Linked DNA regions of Mus musculus: all the other regions are linked to region 1. Evidence: chromatin loops called from intact Hi-C (ENCODE). Cell type or tissue: left cerebral cortex. All regions are shown on one strand. Links, peaks and the distances in the headings refer to the core of each region. The heading gives the core; the rest is flanking DNA.

Evidence for each region. Peaks named below come from ENCODE experiments on the same cell type or tissue, not always from the same donor. Only the 100,000 strongest peaks of a DNase experiment are listed, where the experiment ranks them.
Region 2: it touches region 1 in a loop (2.3-fold over the local background); 3 of 42 quality-filtered maps call a loop at or near these places.
Region 3: it touches region 1 in a loop (2.6-fold over the local background); 5 of 42 quality-filtered maps call a loop at or near these places.

Annotation. Positions count from the first base shown.
Region 1 is chr8:41,236,569-41,241,954 of GRCm38, reverse strand. Pcm1 (pericentriolar material 1) reads right to left here and starts at 2,196. Exons shown (of 38, transcript NM_023662.3): 1 at 1,992-2,196. In left cerebral cortex, for the core only: no CTCF peak of the experiment used is centred there; DNase peaks (open chromatin) are centred at 1,092, 1,538, 1,931 and 2,417; H3K4me3 peaks cover 2,125 bases; H3K27ac peaks cover 1,981 bases.
Region 2 is chr8:40,508,146-40,513,370 of GRCm38, reverse strand. It overlaps Cnot7 (CCR4-NOT transcription complex, subunit 7), which reads left to right and starts at 1,617. Exons shown (of 7, transcript NM_011135.5): 1 at 1,617-1,831; 2 at 3,145-3,356. The coding sequence starts at 3,240. Vps37a (vacuolar protein sorting 37A) reads right to left here and starts at 1,588. Exons shown (of 12, transcript NM_033560.3): 1 at 1,138-1,588. The coding sequence starts at 1,262. In left cerebral cortex, for the core only: a CTCF peak has its summit at 1,201; DNase peaks (open chromatin) are centred at 1,140, 1,605 and 2,040; H3K4me3 peaks cover 2,044 bases; H3K27ac peaks cover 1,789 bases.
Region 3 is chr8:40,590,974-40,596,359 of GRCm38, reverse strand. All of the region lies in intron 4 of Mtmr7 (myotubularin related protein 7), which reads left to right. Among named protein-coding and RNA genes, the nearest start is that of Mtmr7, 41 kb to the left of the region's middle. In left cerebral cortex, for the core only: a CTCF peak has its summit at 2,435; no DNase peak of the experiment used is centred there.

The DNA of each region.
Region 1 (5,386 bases), core at 928-3,427:
AATTTCAGATAACTAAATCAATGCCTGTCAGTTGTTGGTATAACAAATTTAAGCAAGCAGAAAAGATCATGAAAGAAAGATAAAGCCAGATAAAGAATGTGGAAGGCCATAACTTGAGAGAAATGGACTTGGAAATTGAAGCTACCCAAATAATTGTCTTATGACAATTCAAACTCAAATGAGTTTAAAAAAAAAAATTAAAGACAAGGGACTCCCAGAAAGTACTACTGTATAAATCATCTTATTTAGCTAGTAGGAGCGGCACAGCTCTCAAAGGATGAAGATACACCAAAATGGCAGGTCAGAAGGCTGCACACCCAAAGTGTGTGCTTACTAAATAGACCCTTCAACCCTGCACCAGCTTTTAGACAGCATAGCCCAGTATAAAGTGTTCCCAACTTTAATACATATGAAACTAACACACTAAGGTGTCAAAAACAAATTTTCCCCATTTCAGAAATACCTTTCTGTTCCACGGTTCAAAGCAACTGTCTGCTTATTAAAATTTTAAAAACCCAGTAAATTCTTACACTTTATACTTAGAAAGAAAGCACTAAATTTATGACCTATCGTTTCAGATAATTAAAAATATGTAATTTATAAATAATTTTAAACTCAATTTACATTAACAAAGACGTTTAGATACCCCAAGTCTCTAAGATCCTTCCAAACGCTTTGGGTGTTAACACTCACTTTGGAATATAATGAAAATAGCCCGCAGCTGCCATCTAAAGACCCTTGAAGAAAATGTACTCTCCTGATTAAGTCATTAAATCCCTGTTACTCAAACTATTCAAGAACTTGTTACTCTCTTATTTTTTAAAAAAGCTTTAGGCATGAGAATTCTTTTTTTTTTTTTAACTACATTTACCGAGGTGTACCTTCAAGTGCGAAATTCGGTATTAACGACGCCAGCCAGTGGCCCTGACCAGGAAGGTGATAGGGAAAAGGCAGAAGCAGGTGCACAAAAAGCTCTTGAACACCGGCTCTAGTAACCAGAGAACACCGAAGGCGGGGTCTGGAAAGCGGTTATGGGGCGGGGGTAGGAGGCGGTAGGGGCACCCAGAAAGCCCGCTTCTTCTAAGCGCCAAAGCACGATCTGTCACCCGTAGTTCCCACACCAATCCTAATACCGCCATGAAAGAAAGGGGAGGAAAAAAACGTTTTGTGTTTTGTTTTGGGTTTGGACCAGGCTAGCGCGAGAGGAAAAGTTGGTTCACGCAGACGCCCCCACAGGGGGGCCGAACACCTAATCCTTAACAGCAGTCTCTGCAAAGCAAGCCAGGCTGCCAGAATCCCACTGGACATCTCGCTTCCCTCCCACCCACCCATCCCCAGTCTCCCCCTCGCCCCCCCACCACCCATTCTAGATGTAAAGAAACTGGATCTTCCCGAAGGGGTGAAGAAGGGGCAGTGGGAGGAGCGCGGAGAAGGATTATTAAATTAACATTTTCTTAGCGAAAAGAACCTACTAGCAGGAGTCAGGAACGCCTCCAGGGGCCTTCCTGCTCCAAGAATAAAAGGGACCGCAGAAAACTCCCGGGCCACAGACTCTCTGCACCCAGGAGGATCCGGGCCGCCCGGGACCCCTCCCAGGATGGAATTCGGCGGGTGGGCTGGGAGGGATGGCGGTCCCCGGGGCCTCGGGCCGCCAAGGCCAGTTTCTTTCGGAACTCATCACCCCGAACTACAAGGCAACCTTCCCCTCCACCCTGGAGGGGGGTGAAATCTCCAGCACCGGGCGAGCGGTCCTCACATGGGACGCCCCAAGATCGTGGAGGCGCCAGCCAGCGTCGTCCCAGACGCTCGCCAGAGCTAGCGTGTCAGTCGGCGCCGAGAGGAGCCGATGACAGCCTGGGGGTGGGGAAGGATCGCGCAGCCATGGGACCTCAGAGTTAAAACGGGCAGGCGTGGCCCCAGGCCGCTTCCAGCGCCGCGCCCGCCTCGAACCACCCTGTGCTCCGGCCCGCGGTGGCCCAGGGCCGCGTTACCTGGAAACGAAGCCGCCCCTCCTGCCAAGGGCCGAGTGGCGGTCGGCCGCCCCTCCAGGAGCCGCCGCCGGCAGCGGTTCTTCCTCCAAGACCGCGGAAGGGAGGCCCACAAATCCCCCTCGACTGCCCAAAGCCCCAATGGCCGCCTTCTCTACATTAGCTAACTAGGCGCCAACCGCCGCAGCCACCGCCATCTTAGGACCTCATTGTGGTGGGAGAAGAGTGGGGGGCGGGGGAACTGCAGAGGGGGGGGGGGGCGCAACGCTCCGCGAGACGAGCGCGGTCTCCTCGGCAACGGCTGCGCGGGGGCGAGAACTCGCCGGGGCTGGAGCCGCAGTGCGAACTCCGGGCGTGCGGTGACCTGAGTCACGTGACGCTCGGGCCTTCCGTGGAGTCACGTACCGCCCCTCTAGTCAGGAAAAGATTTGTGCAGACGAACAACCTGGGAACTACACATCCCAGAATGCCCACTCAACTGGGTAGCCAAAAGAAACGGAACTACAAATCCCAGTGTGCTGTGCGCCTGCCAGATGGCTCCGCTGTGTTTTTTAAGGCTTGAGGCCTGTGGGGTTTATAAGTGCTTTAGCTCACTGCAAGTCTCCGGGCGCTTTCTAATTTTCTGTGGAGGCATGAGCTTCCAGATGGAGACCGGAAGACTGGGAACCCTTGTAGTGCATTCCTACCCACTTTCCTATCACGAAGGATACTGATGAGCCTTTACAATCTAACCCCTAATTTTAGCAAGGATATTAAATCAGTATGTCATGTGTGCTTAGTCGGTGGAAGAATCATAAATAAGATTGTCAGTGGTCATTGCCACTTGGAACGCTGTCCCGCTACTTTGTTGGTAGAAAGAAGTAGTTGTAAACAGAGTTTAATCTTGTGAAATTTTCGCTGAACGGATAGTCTTTGAAATCCTGTTTAATTTATATTCTTGCTAACGGCTGTGTTAAGGTTAATAAATGGATAAATAGTGTCATAAAAACAGCACAAAACAAAACTTTTTTTTTTTAAGTTGCAAGGCTTTCAATATGCCAGGCTCCGAAGTTAAGACTACCTGTCGATTTTAGTTGCATGCATACACATTCTGTTTTTAGACAGCTTCTAAATGTCTAAAATAGGATTTTTTTAAATGTAAAATAATGTAATTGAGAAAGAATAGGTTTCTGTTTTTCCACAATAAATTGCTCCACACAATTACCAACAAATTGTTTACAAAACAAAATACTACAACTCTCTCAGAGCACCACGGTTCCTATCAACTAAACTCTTCCTGCCCAGGGCAATTTACTACTGTGTCCATAGCCTTCTGTATTCGTTTTTATCCTGTTTCTGAGGCAACGTCTCTTGTATCTCAGGCTGGCCTCAAATCTCTGACTTCAGATCCTTCTGCTTGTGGAATGCTGAAGTGTAGCATTCCACCTCAATGTAGCTTGTATACATAAAAACATACGATACCTTAAGGAAATGAATCAGTACACTGCTGGAAATCAAACCCAGGGTTTCATGCATGCTAGGCAAACATTCTGTCAACTGAGCTACACACCCAGCCGGGTAGTGGATATTGAACCTAGGGCTTTTCGACATGACATGCTAGGCAAGTACTCTACTACTGACCTATAATCTTTAGGCCTCTATTTTTCATTTGGATCTGAGTCTCACTAAGTTGCCTACACAGATCTCTCTCTCTCTCTCTCTCTCTCCCTCTCTCTCTCTCTCTCTCTCTCGTGTGTGTGTGTGTGTGTGTGTGACTAAGTTGCTTACACAGAACTCTCTGTGTCTCTCTGTCTGTGTGTGTGTGTGTGTGTGTGTGTGTGTGTGTGTGTGTGTGTCTCTGTGTGTGTGTGTGTGTGTGTGTGTGTTTTAAGAGGATATGATTCTCTTTCATTTTGGGAGAAGTGCAGGGTGAATCTTGGAGAACCTATGAAAAAGAGTTGAGGTATGTGAATATGATCAAAATACGTGACATGAAAATTGCAAAGAATAAAAATACTGCATATTTTTAAATAACTTTCCTCAAGCATCACTGGTCTTTTAGGGAAATATGGGGAGTGGGGGAAGCCTGAGATGCTGTAAAATTATCCTGACTTCCAAAAATGTAGCTTGTATATATAAAGACATACAATACCTTAGGAAATGAATCAGTTTGGTATTAATAATACCTGATTATGACAAAATAAATGATATGGGCAGAAAGCACTTTAGTAGTTGGGACAGGGGGAGTAGGGCTATATTATCTCAAAAATAATAGTAGCTCTAGGACTTCTATGGAAGATGAAATATGGTACAGCCATCTGTAAAAATGTGGGAAACAAAGAGGTTGGGTATTAAAATACATATGGGAACTGATTTTCAATATTTGGCATTTAGGAGACATATTGAACATATTTGTTGAAATACTCAGGAGTATGAATGGCAGGCTGATTGGAAGGAGATGGGTTATGCCAGGAATACATAGTACATTCCGAATTAGCACTGGCCAGCACAGAAACCAGGCTGGTGGAAGTAGAGATTCATGTGGGGTGAGGCACAGAGGAGGCTGAACAAGGTAAGACTGAGCAACAGGTTGGGTCCAAAGTATAGAAAGTCTTATTACCAATCTGAACAGATTGGACTTTGTTCTCCAGGGAATGTGTGAAAAACTTACGGGTTCTTGAGAAAGTCGGTTGGATGGTGTTTTGCTACCTCTTTTCTACCACCTCTTGTGGGTGGTGGGCTACAAGAACAGTTAAAGAATTTAAGAACCATCATTAAAAATAGGATTAAATTAAAGCTACACAAAGAGACTTTAGGAGAAGTATTGTTGTTTGGTTGGGTTTTTTGGCAGTTCTGGAGAGAAAACTAGTGCATTCCACATCCTAGGCCTGTGCAATGCGACGATGTGCAAGTCCCCAGCTCTTATTTTTCTTATTTTTTTTTTTTTACTTTATATTTTTTCTTTTTTTTATTACGTATTTTCCTCAATTACATTTCCAATGCTATCCCAAAAGTCCCCCACACACCCCCCCCACTCCCTTACCCACCCATTCCCATTTTTTGGCCCTGGGGTTCCCCTGTACTGGGGCATATAAAGTTTGCCTGACCAATGGGCCTCTCTTTCCAGCGATGGCCGACTAGGCCATCTTTTGATACATATGCAGCTAGAGTCAAGAGCTCTGGGGTACTGGTTAGTTCATAATATTGTTCCACCGATAGGGTTGCAGATCCCTTTAGCTCCTTGGATACTTTCTCTAGCTCCTCCATTGGGGGCCCTGTGATCCATCCAATAGCTGACTGTGAGCATCCACTTCTGTGTTTGCTAGGCTCCGGCCTAGTCTCACAAGAGACAGCTATATCATGGTCCTTGCAACAAAGGCTTGCTAGTGTATGAAATGGTGTCATCGTTTGGAGCTCTT
Region 2 (5,225 bases), core at 1-2,500, 730 kb after region 1:
CTACTTAAAAAGACAGTAAATGACTTTTTGAAACTTTCCTACAACCAAAAATGAAGTTGACAACCAAGAAACTCAGTTCAGTCAGCAACAGGCCTCATTCAAACTGATTTTGTAGTGAATTTTTCTTTAGACAATGTTTTTTTAGGTTATAGCTTACTTGCTTGGGAAGAAAATAGATGTGTAACACAAAAATAGCCCTTGATGGTGTGTTCAATAACTTGATGTTATTATCTCATGGATGTGTGAGTAGGTATGTATACATACATAATTATATTGTATAACATATTATAATGTGTATAATGTGACAAGGTTTTTGAAAGTCTAGAGTTTAATCATGTTGATCTCTAATATGCTTTATAAAATGTGCTGTGAAGCTGTTAGTTAATTGTAAAATCCATATATCGCAAAGCAGCTCTAATATTTGAAAGCCTGTAGCAGCCACGGACATATCTAATTTAAAAAAAAGACTGCAGCAAACAATTTTATATTTAAGAAAAAAAGTCGAAATAATCTGATTTCCTGTATTTCTAGTTTGACTACAATACAACAAGCAAACTCAAAAGACAACAGATAATGCAGATGGTTGTCTGGCAAGTCCTAAGTGTGGAGCCAAATAGAAGAAAGTGAGAAGTCTAAAGACTCTAACAATTACAAGACAGAAAGAGGTTATTGGAACAGGGTGAGCTTTAATTACAGACTCAAAAGGATTGTCACCAGGACAGAGTTAACTAAAAACACTGGCTTCCCTTTTCTTTGACGTTGCAACAGTTTAAATTTTCAGTTCATAAAACTGTTGGGAATTATCTTTCCAACTGTCTCTTAGCATGTTAACAATTCGAAGGCAATGCTACAATCAGGTAGATCAAAAGGAAAATTAGCGTGTGAGCTAGGGGTGCTGTATACAGATTAAAGAGAGATGACTCCGTTTGTCAGTGGAGATGAGCCAAGTCAAGAGAGGAGCTGAACAGCGGTGGGGCACCAGGGACACAAACTAGGGAAGCAAGCGCTTAACCCCACTGGAAGACCCATCAACAGGAGGCAGCTGATGGAGCGGCCTACGGATTCGCACACGGTGTGTTTGCAAGCAGCCCGCCCTCCCGTCCTACTTTACCCTGGGCCGAAGCCACCAGTCGTCACCTGGAATGGGAGTTCCGGAGTGACTCGATCAGCCGCTGCTTCTGCTGCTGGAGACTGGTGAGGCCGGCAGGGGACCCAGCCGCGGAGGATGACGCGCTCTTCGCCAGGGGAAAGAGCCAGCTCATCCTCCTCGGGTCCCCGGGCCCGAGGCCCTACAAGGTTCTGGCCTGCTGCTCCTCGCTTAGCCCAGTGCTTCCCGGGCGATCGAGCACGGCCCGGACGGGGTGCCCAGGGGCCGCGCCGTCTCCCACACGCCGCGCTCGTGAGTCCCTGGCCCCGGGGGTCCGAGCTACCACTGCGGGCGGCTGGAGAAGGGCGACTCGTCGGCTGGACGGAACCCCGGTGTGCTCCGGGCCACCACCACCCCGGGGTCAGTTAGCTAGGCCTGGTCGCCTTGCCGGCTCAGCTGCTCCAACGCCGGGGCGTTCGTCACCTGCCCGCCCCGCCTCCTGAGGGAGGGCCCCGCCCACCCGGCGCCCGGCGTCATCAGGCCGCGCCCTCGGCGGGACGTGCGAGGAGCGACGTCGCCGCGCTGGGCCGAGCGCCGCTCCAGCTCCCCTTTCCCCCTTTCGCAGGGCGAGAGGCGTCTATGGGGCTCCCGCCGCCGCCGCCGGTACCGCCACCGCCACCGCCGCCGCCGGGTGCTAGCTCTATGGCGAGGAGGAGGAGGAGGAGCGCGAGCTCAGAGACCCAAGTAGATCCGGCGGGGGCCCGGGCGTGCTGGGGCGCCTTGGGAAAAGGGGCTGGGAGTGGGGAGCCCGAGATTGGCGCGCGCGATGGCGCCCGCCTAAGCGTGGCTGTGTGGGACGGAACTGGCGGAGGCGGGGAGCCCGGGGGGACGGCGGTGCTAACGGGCGGGGGGCGGGTGGGGGCTGTCAGGGGCGCGGCGCGCAGTGATGACGCCACCGCTTTGTACCTGGGACTTCGTTGTGGGAAGGAAATTGCGAGTGGAGGGCGGTGGCCTACTTGGGGCCCCGGTGGCTTTCGTCCTCGGCAGTGGTTTTTGGGGGTAGTCGGTCTGGCTCTAGGCCATGCGAATAGGCACCCTGCTCCTGGCCGGCGGCCAGCCGAGCGACTTATCCTTGACATGAAGGCGGCCGTGCTCTCTCCACGTTGCTCGCCCACGGAGGACGCGCGACCTCAGGGATGAGAAGGCCTTGGCTGCCCCTTGGAGGGACCCCTGAGACCGCAGTAGAGAAGAGCGGGTGGAGGAAAGCAGGGTTAAAGTACAGTGTGTCGGTAGAGCGCGTGTAGGGACCGGTGTGAGGACGGAGGGGAGGAAGAAAGAAGGCGTGCCCTGCATCACCTTTTGTTTTCTCCAGCGTACATTTAGGAGTTTGGGACACCAGGCCACCCTCTTTTAACTCGCTGGTTTTGTCGGGGGTTATTGTGTGTTTGGTCCCTGTCCGTCTGATTAATTATCTTACCATTGTATACCGTGAACCTTGTGTGGATGGCAGAGACGTGAGGTCTCTCTTGGGTTGCCAGTTTTTGAAATTAGAAATTTTTAAATGTACACATTTCATTGCCTGCCTGCCTACCTGCTTGCTTGCTTTCTTTCTTTCTTTCTTTCTTTCTCCCTCCCGCTATATTTGTTTCTGAGATTGCCTAATGGCTTTTCAAAACATTTTTAAGAAAAATGTTTCCTCTGCTCTGCTTTGAATGAGTAAGATTTTTAAATGTTTTGTTAGAAGAATAAAAGCAAGCATTCTGTTATGAAACGTTTGATTTTGTTGATTTTTTTTTTTTTTTTTGGCTTGAAATGGTTCAAAGTTTTGTGTGGAGTGAATTGAACTCGGAGCAAATCTTAATTAGTGAAATTTATATTCAGTTGGGAAATCGGCGGTGTGGTGCTTTTATCCTCTAAATATTAGCTGTATACCTTGAGAAAAGGAACTGTCTAAAACTTGATTTTGTTATGAGTCATGAACTTTGTATAAATAAGGTTTATACCAGCCCAGTTTTATAATTCACATTCATGATATTGGTGTTTTTTTATTTCAACAGGTGCATAAGTAAAGGGTAAAGTATTTTTATGACACAAATCTTCAATCAAGTATAACATTTTGATGCTCCACATCTAGACTCCTTGTGCTGTCACTATGCCAGCAGCAACCGTAGATCATAGCCAAAGAATTTGTGAAGTTTGGGCTTGTAACCTGGATGAAGAGATGAAGAAAATCCGTCAAGTTATCCGAAAATATAATTATGTTGCTATGGTATGGACATGACTAAAGCTTTTTAAAATGCCTTTTGTAAGGGTGAAGTGGGAAGTGTGTGAGTGAATAAGTACGTGTGTGTGTGTGTGTGTGTGTGTGTGTGTGTGTGTGTGTGTGTGTGTGTGTGTGTTTGGGGGGAGGGGTGCACTGACACGGGTCTTTTGGTGGCCTGAGACTTCCTGATTAAGCTACATTGACTGGCCAGGAAGCCCCAGGGATCCACCTGCCTCTGCTTTCCAAACATGTAAATTGCCAGCACATGGGCCATGCACCTTTTAAGCATAGATTCTTGAGTTTGAACTCCTTCTGGTCCACATGCTTGCATGCCAAGTGCTTTTACCAGATGAACTGTCCCCCTAAGCCCTGGAGTGGGCTGTTAAAACCATCAGGTAAAGCTGGGCGTGGTGGTGCACGCCTTTAATCCCAGCACCTGGGAGGCTGAGGCAGGTGGATTTCTGAGTTCGAGGCCAGCCTGGTCTACAGAGTGAGTTCCAGGACAGCCAGGGCTATACAGAGAAACCCTGTCTCAAAAAACCAAAACAAAAACCAAAAACCATCAGTTAAACCCTTCTCATTGATAGCTAAGGATTAATTTAATCATGAAAAAAGTGGACTATTTCTTTCATCGAAGGCTATCAGAAACAAAACTATTTTGACAAGTTGAGTTTTTACTGCTTGCATTAATCGGCAAGGGATTAGGAGTCAGGGACATTTGAGTGTAAGTGGCAGACATGCTTTAGGATTTAGTCTTGCTTCACCTGGGTTTAAGAGATTAAGGGAGGCAGGCTTCCCTGTGCTCTCAGGAAGCTATGGCATTCCTATGGGTTTTTACTGAGTCTGAGCTGCTTTGTGAGAAGGCAAGAGTAAGATACCAAGGCTGCAGATGGGAGGAGTCGCTCACTCAGCTAGGAGGAGAATGTTGTGTGGTTTAGACGTCTTTGGCATGGGGAGGAGGACATGGTTACAGAATGTACTTGTTGATGTACAATTTTGTGAAGCTGATTACGTTCAGTGGGAGGACTATAAAGCCTATCTAAGCATGTCAGCTCAGCTCTAAGCAATCCCAAGGCCGTGCTACTAGGTCCAAATAAGCTTTCAGACCAGTGAGTTCCTGGGTATCTTTTTAAAAAGAAGAAAGATAGAAAAACCAAAGTAGATCTTTTAGAAAAAAAAAAATTGCTAAAGCTCCAGAAACATACTTGATCATTAAACAGTCTGCTCTTATAAGTGGTATTCAGTCTGCCTAGCATGTTTGTATAATTAATTTTCTGCTTTGTTACTACATTTTGTGTATTTGTTATAGCTAGTCTATTTTCTTGGGTTTTTTTGTTTGTTTTTTTTCGAGACAGGGTTTCTCTTGAGACAGGGTTTTTCTCGAGACAGTGCGCCACCACGCCCAGTGCTAGTCTATTTTCTTGATCCACACAATTATTAGCCCTAGAAGGCGATATTTCAATGTCTTGCACCTCTATCCCTGGCCCACTTCACGTCTAGCTTAATTTTTATAGAATCCAGTAATTGGCTGGTGGTTGTATTAAATTCAGCAAATTTTAATTTCTTTGCTGTCATATTGACTTACTATTTTTTTCTTCCTCTTCCTCCTCCTCCTCTTTTTTGTTAGCCTTAATTTGAATGCTCATGCTAAACTAATACATAATTTTACTATCACAATTTAAAAAGAAATGCATCTCTGTGGATAAACAGGAATTTCTTTGTATAGCATACCATTCAGTAAGGTATGCTTGTCCATAATTAGAGCTGAAACTTTCTGTCTCGGCAGGGACCGTTATTTTTATGAGCAGCAGAAATTGTTAGTGGTCATTTATATCTCAGATAATAAGGAATAGCTGCATTACAGAAAGGACAGCT
Region 3 (5,386 bases), core at 1,228-3,727, 650 kb after region 1:
TTCCTGTTTCTTTGTTTCACAAGATTGTCTCGGTGTATATTTATAGATACTGTTATTGCTCATGTAGCTATTATGAATACATCCCAGCATGTTTTCTGACCTTCAGAACTTTTGATTTATGATTTGTTTTGGTTTTTTTTTTTTTGAGATAGTCTCAGGTAGTTCTGGCTGAACTCAAACTCAGAGTTTAAGGATGGCTTTCAACTCCTGGTCCTCCTGCCCCTTCATGTAAAGTGCTAGGGCATAGCGCGTGCTTCCATACCTGACTTAGGGGCGCTGGACATTGAACCCAGAACTTCTTACATGCCAGGGGAACACTCTGCCCTCCGAGCTACATCCCAGTTCTAATCATTTATTTTAATCATGATTTCTGCTTTTATATGTTGCTAATCGTCTAAATTTGACACTGTGTAAGAGCTACAGCTAACATCTTTACTAATTATGATTGTTATAGTTTGATACTAAACCTTGCCCCAAAGTCAGGTGGGTTTTCACTATTATCCAGAGTATCTCAGAGATACAGGTTATTTGAGATACAGTTGGTTCCTTATGATAATAAAACTTCCTTGTTATTATGCATAAACTCAATTACAATACCTAACATAATCTTCATGAAGTGCTGGGTTAGTATCATTAGCCTGATTGCCCTCTTGCTAAAGTCAACTTTTGCACCAAGTGTTTTAGCCGAAAGATGAGAGAGTGAAGGGGAATCTGACTTTTATAAAGGAAGTCGGATGTCTTTGTTTCTCAACTATTCAGCTGTCCTTGAACAAGGAAGGAGAGAGAGAGAGTGAAGCACAGCCACTGAATGGTACTTTCTCCATGCTGCTGCTTTGATGACTTTCCCCTTAGAATTAACCACCAATGTGACTCATTTGCGCATAGTAACCGGAGCCCTGCATCACCCAGACTGAAAGCTGTGTGTCACTTGCCATTTCTTTTCCAGAGAAACTCCCAGCCCAGTAAGCCTGGCCCTTTCCAGACTGCTGTGACAGAAGAGGTGAAAACCTCGGGGATTTTCTGACTTGAGAAATGTCAGAGGAATATCTTTAATTTACTGCCAGCTTAGAAATAGGACAACCCTTATCTTACATAGTAAGTTCTGACTCATCACCCACTGAGGACATTTCATCTCAGCCCGCTTCCTGTGAACCTTGAGTTTAAGACTGAGACAAATAGGTATTTTCTTCTCTTGCTTTATGAGTTATTTTACACTTTGCACAAGTCCTTTCAAGTGGGTGGAGTGGGAAGAACTTGCGAGTCAACACAGAAGATGTCAGCTGAGTGTGAGCGGCCTGCAGCCGGTTTGCCGTGGTCATCTCTGTTGTCCATGAAGCACCTTTGACACTCACTTGATGGCTGCCTAAGTCTGTAAGCCCAGACTTCATTTTATATACAACCCTGAAGTTACCTCTCTTTAGATCAAGTGATTGGTGTCTGTTACAGGGTAAACTTTAGTCAGGCTAGGGATGTACCTCTGTGGTAGAGACCTGCCAGCATGCAGAGGCCCAGGTTCAGTCCCTGGACATTGGGGGGAAAGTTGCTCAATCTTCCTTGTAATGTAAGTTAAAATATGATCTAAGCCTCATATTTAATTAGACTTGTTTTAAATTTAATCATATTTTTAAATTTAACTAAATTAGAACTTCAGTTCCCTACAGCTAAATCTTAACATGTTCTATGATATTTTATTAATTACTTTGCTCATAACTTCATTTGTCATACATTTCTTGAAGCAAGTTCTAGGATCCAAATATTTAAAAGGTGTGTCTGTGTTGATGTTTCTCAGTTCCCAATAAGTTACCCCAGGTCTGACTCAGACCCTTTGGATAGCATCTTGGATGGCTACCAACTGTGTAGGTAAATACATTTACTGGAAGGTTATATACCCAGGTCAGCAGAGAGCAGTTCTGAGAATGTGGCCATCTCTGCTACTCATTTCTGCCCCAGGTCTAACAGTAAGAAAGTAAGGACTGAGATAGAAATCTCAGGCCATTCCTGAGGAATTGCAAAACCTGGTAGCGTAAGTTCTGTTGTGTAGCGTATTCTTCATTACCAGAGTTTGAGCCAGTTATAAAGGGACAGCTGTGAGGTTTGGCATCTTCCTCGTTTTTCAGTGTGCAGATCAGTAGAATTCAGTATGTCACATTGCTGTGCCATTTAACTCCAGAACTCACCTTACAAAGCTGACACTTTGTGCCCATCAAACAGTAATTCTCTCTCCTCAGTGGTTAGCATTCAACTTCTGGTATCTATGGATTAGATTTTTAGATACTGCATAGTAATGGAACCATGCAATGTTATCCCTTTATGTGGCTTTTACTGCAGAGTTTAGTTGGATTTTTCAGGGTGGCTAACGTCCCTATGTAAATAGAAAACATTCCGCTCCATGGTAGGCTGATGGATTTGGGGGCCTGGTACTTTCTCAGCTAGCAGGAACAGTGCCTCCTCTGGTGAGGATGTGTGAATACCTCTTTGCAAGTCTGCTTCGCCTCCTGCTGATTTCCCCAGAGTGAGGTCTCTGGAGCATGTAGTAAATTGTACTGTAAAAGTTGTGACGGGCGTCTGTACTGTCTCTCACTGTGCTTGTGTTGCTTCAGAGTCTCGCCAGCACACACAGGACAGGGTCCTGGTTTCTCTGAGTCTTTGCCATCACTTGTTTTCGGCTTTGCCCTAACGGTGCCCAGCCCAACTGTTGGGAGGCGATCTCTCAGTGTAGTTGATTTCATTTCATTGGCAGGTTAGCGGTGCCGAGGTCCTTTTCATGTGTGCTGACTTACTCTGAGTGTCCCTGTTTTCAGTTACGTCATTTGCTTTTTTTGACATGAATTTCCTTATGTATTTTGGGTAGTAAACGAATGATTTGGGAATATATTCTTCCTTTTTTTTTTTAGTTACCTTTATATTCTTTTGGTTGCTCCTTGGGTGCATAAAAGTTATTGTTCATTGTAGTCTCTTCCCCCCCCCCCCATGCTTATTCTTTTGACATTGTACATAAGACACCAAAACCAGATTTAATAGGAAGCTTTTCTTTCCTCTTGTACTTCTGTGGAAGTTTTGCATCCTTTGTTCACACCTTTAGTCTATACTGAGTTAATTTTTGTATAAGGTCTAAGAGCCCACATTTTCCCTCTCCGTGTGAATCTTCTGTTTTCCCAGTAACTAGATAAGAAGCCGTACTTTTCCAGGAATAGTTTTGGTCCCTTCGTTGGGATTGCTCAGCTGCCCATATGACGCTTATCTGTGGTCCCTCCGACATTGATCTGTCTTAATGCCAGGGTCACACTCTTTGGTTACATGTGGCTCTGTCACCTTCCTTGAAATCACGTATCATGAATCCCCAACTGTTCGTTAGAAAAAATGGAATCTCTTGAGAATTCATATTAGTTTTCAGATAAAGTTTTGTATTCCTGAATAAGGGGCCATTGAGGCTTGTGATAGGCTTTGCCTAGGGTCTGTAGGTTGCTTTGGGCAGGGTACTTACTACTATTGGGTCTTCTACTCTAGGAATTCAAGCATCATTCCATTTGTATCTTCTGGAGAGATGTTTGTAGTGTGCAGGGTAGGACTTAGTTTTCACTCAGGAGCATTGCCTACTTCAAAAGGAGGATAAATTTCATTCTTTAGTTCTGTCTGTATAAGGCTGTTTATCAGAAGTCAAGTTAAATGACATTGTAGGCCTGGGGGTATGATCATCATTGTCGTCATCATATTATCAACAGCGTTAATGGATTTTTACAGGTGCTCCAGCTTCTTAGAAATTCTAGTGGAAGATGTTCAGGGTGCCATATACTTTAGCTTTGACTGATGGGCAATGCGCTGAAGAAGCAGAATTCCTTTAAGAGAATTGTATTCAAGACAGGAGGGTGTGCCAGTCAGCTTGGACACACCTTCGATGTGGTTGACTGGGCACAGGTAGAGCAGCTTTGGCCTGTACAGTGGCTGAGCCATGAAGGTCACAGTCTCCTCTGGAGAGTGGTAACTCTGGTGTTGTAGATGGTAGCGACTGTCCTTCACAGTATTAAGTGAAGAGGGCTGTGTGCAGACATCAGGACAGCCTCTGAGTGGTGCTGTCAGTGTGAAAGTGCGTATGCAATAGATAACTTTCCTTTTCCTAGTCATATTTCAGCCACAGTATACATAATGGTGTGGCCTGAGCCTCGCTGGACATTTTCTGGCTTTGGGAGACCCGCAGAGGGCCTGTCGGGGGCTGCAGAATCCTTTACTTTCCTCCCGATTTTCAGAAGCTTAAGTGCAGTATTTTGGGTAGTCTTCTGTTGTTCAGATTATTTTACTTAGCAATAAAACTTTTTCAGTTGCTTTGTGTTGCTGTTATTAGGAAGAGTATATGTGATTCTCAGTTTACTGAAATCCTCCTTACTTCCTTTTAAAACTGGTTATGCTCAGGACATGGCAGTCTGGTGCAGTGACTACGTGCCTTTGGTCCTTGGGCCAGCAGCAGGCGTGGTGCGGGTGTGGGTGTTAATGTTCTAGTAACTTGCTTGCTTAATTGAGACAGACTCAGACACCAGGTTGCAATCATGGGGAAGTGCAGTATTCCAGGGCCTCATCCTAGCTGTCTGGGTCCAAGTGAGTTGGGCTTTGTGCTCTTGGTGAGCCGGATTCTCTCAGGGTACCCAGTCCACAGGAGACTGAGGTTATGCTCTGGACCCGTGGCCATTCCTTTTATGGCCTTTTAATGGCTTCCTCCATGATTTTTAGCAGTCTGGTTAAGGAAGTTTGGAAGCTGGCAGGGAGGGCGGCATCATGACGGAGCTGTTTGCAGCTCGGAGGCTTGTGGGTTTTTACTCTCTCAGTGTGGTAAGGGTGGGTCGAGATGGCCAAAGATAAAATATCACCCCTGTTGCCACACCCATGTGGATTTTGTTGCTATGACTCCAAAGATGCTTGACTTCCAGGAAATAAGCAGTTGTTTAACGAAGCCCAGGGAACTGTTTGCTATCTGATAGATTGACTGATGGGAATGCCAGACACCCATCAGCCAGCCACTGTCACCAATGCCAAGTGCTGGCATTTATTTTGGCTCTGGTAGTTTCTAAAGTGCTCCGCCATGGATGTTGTCTGATTTTTTTTTTTCCCTCCTCTTCTTATCCACTTTGTAAAATACCATTTCTAAACTGTCAGTTTTGGAGATGAGAGAAGCAAAGCATCCCGTGTAGTCCGGCTTCCTCAAGGTTGGGGAGCCGCAAACTCCACACCGTGTGCTGAATGGCTGACTTCTTAAGTTCCTCTCAAGGTACCGGGACCTGCCGCAGCAGTTCCTGCCAGAAGGGGCAAATCTTTCCTTACCACTTACAAAATCAATGCACTCGCGTCACCGTTAAGGCTGGCACATCATTTGGTGATGGGAGGCATACCATGAAAT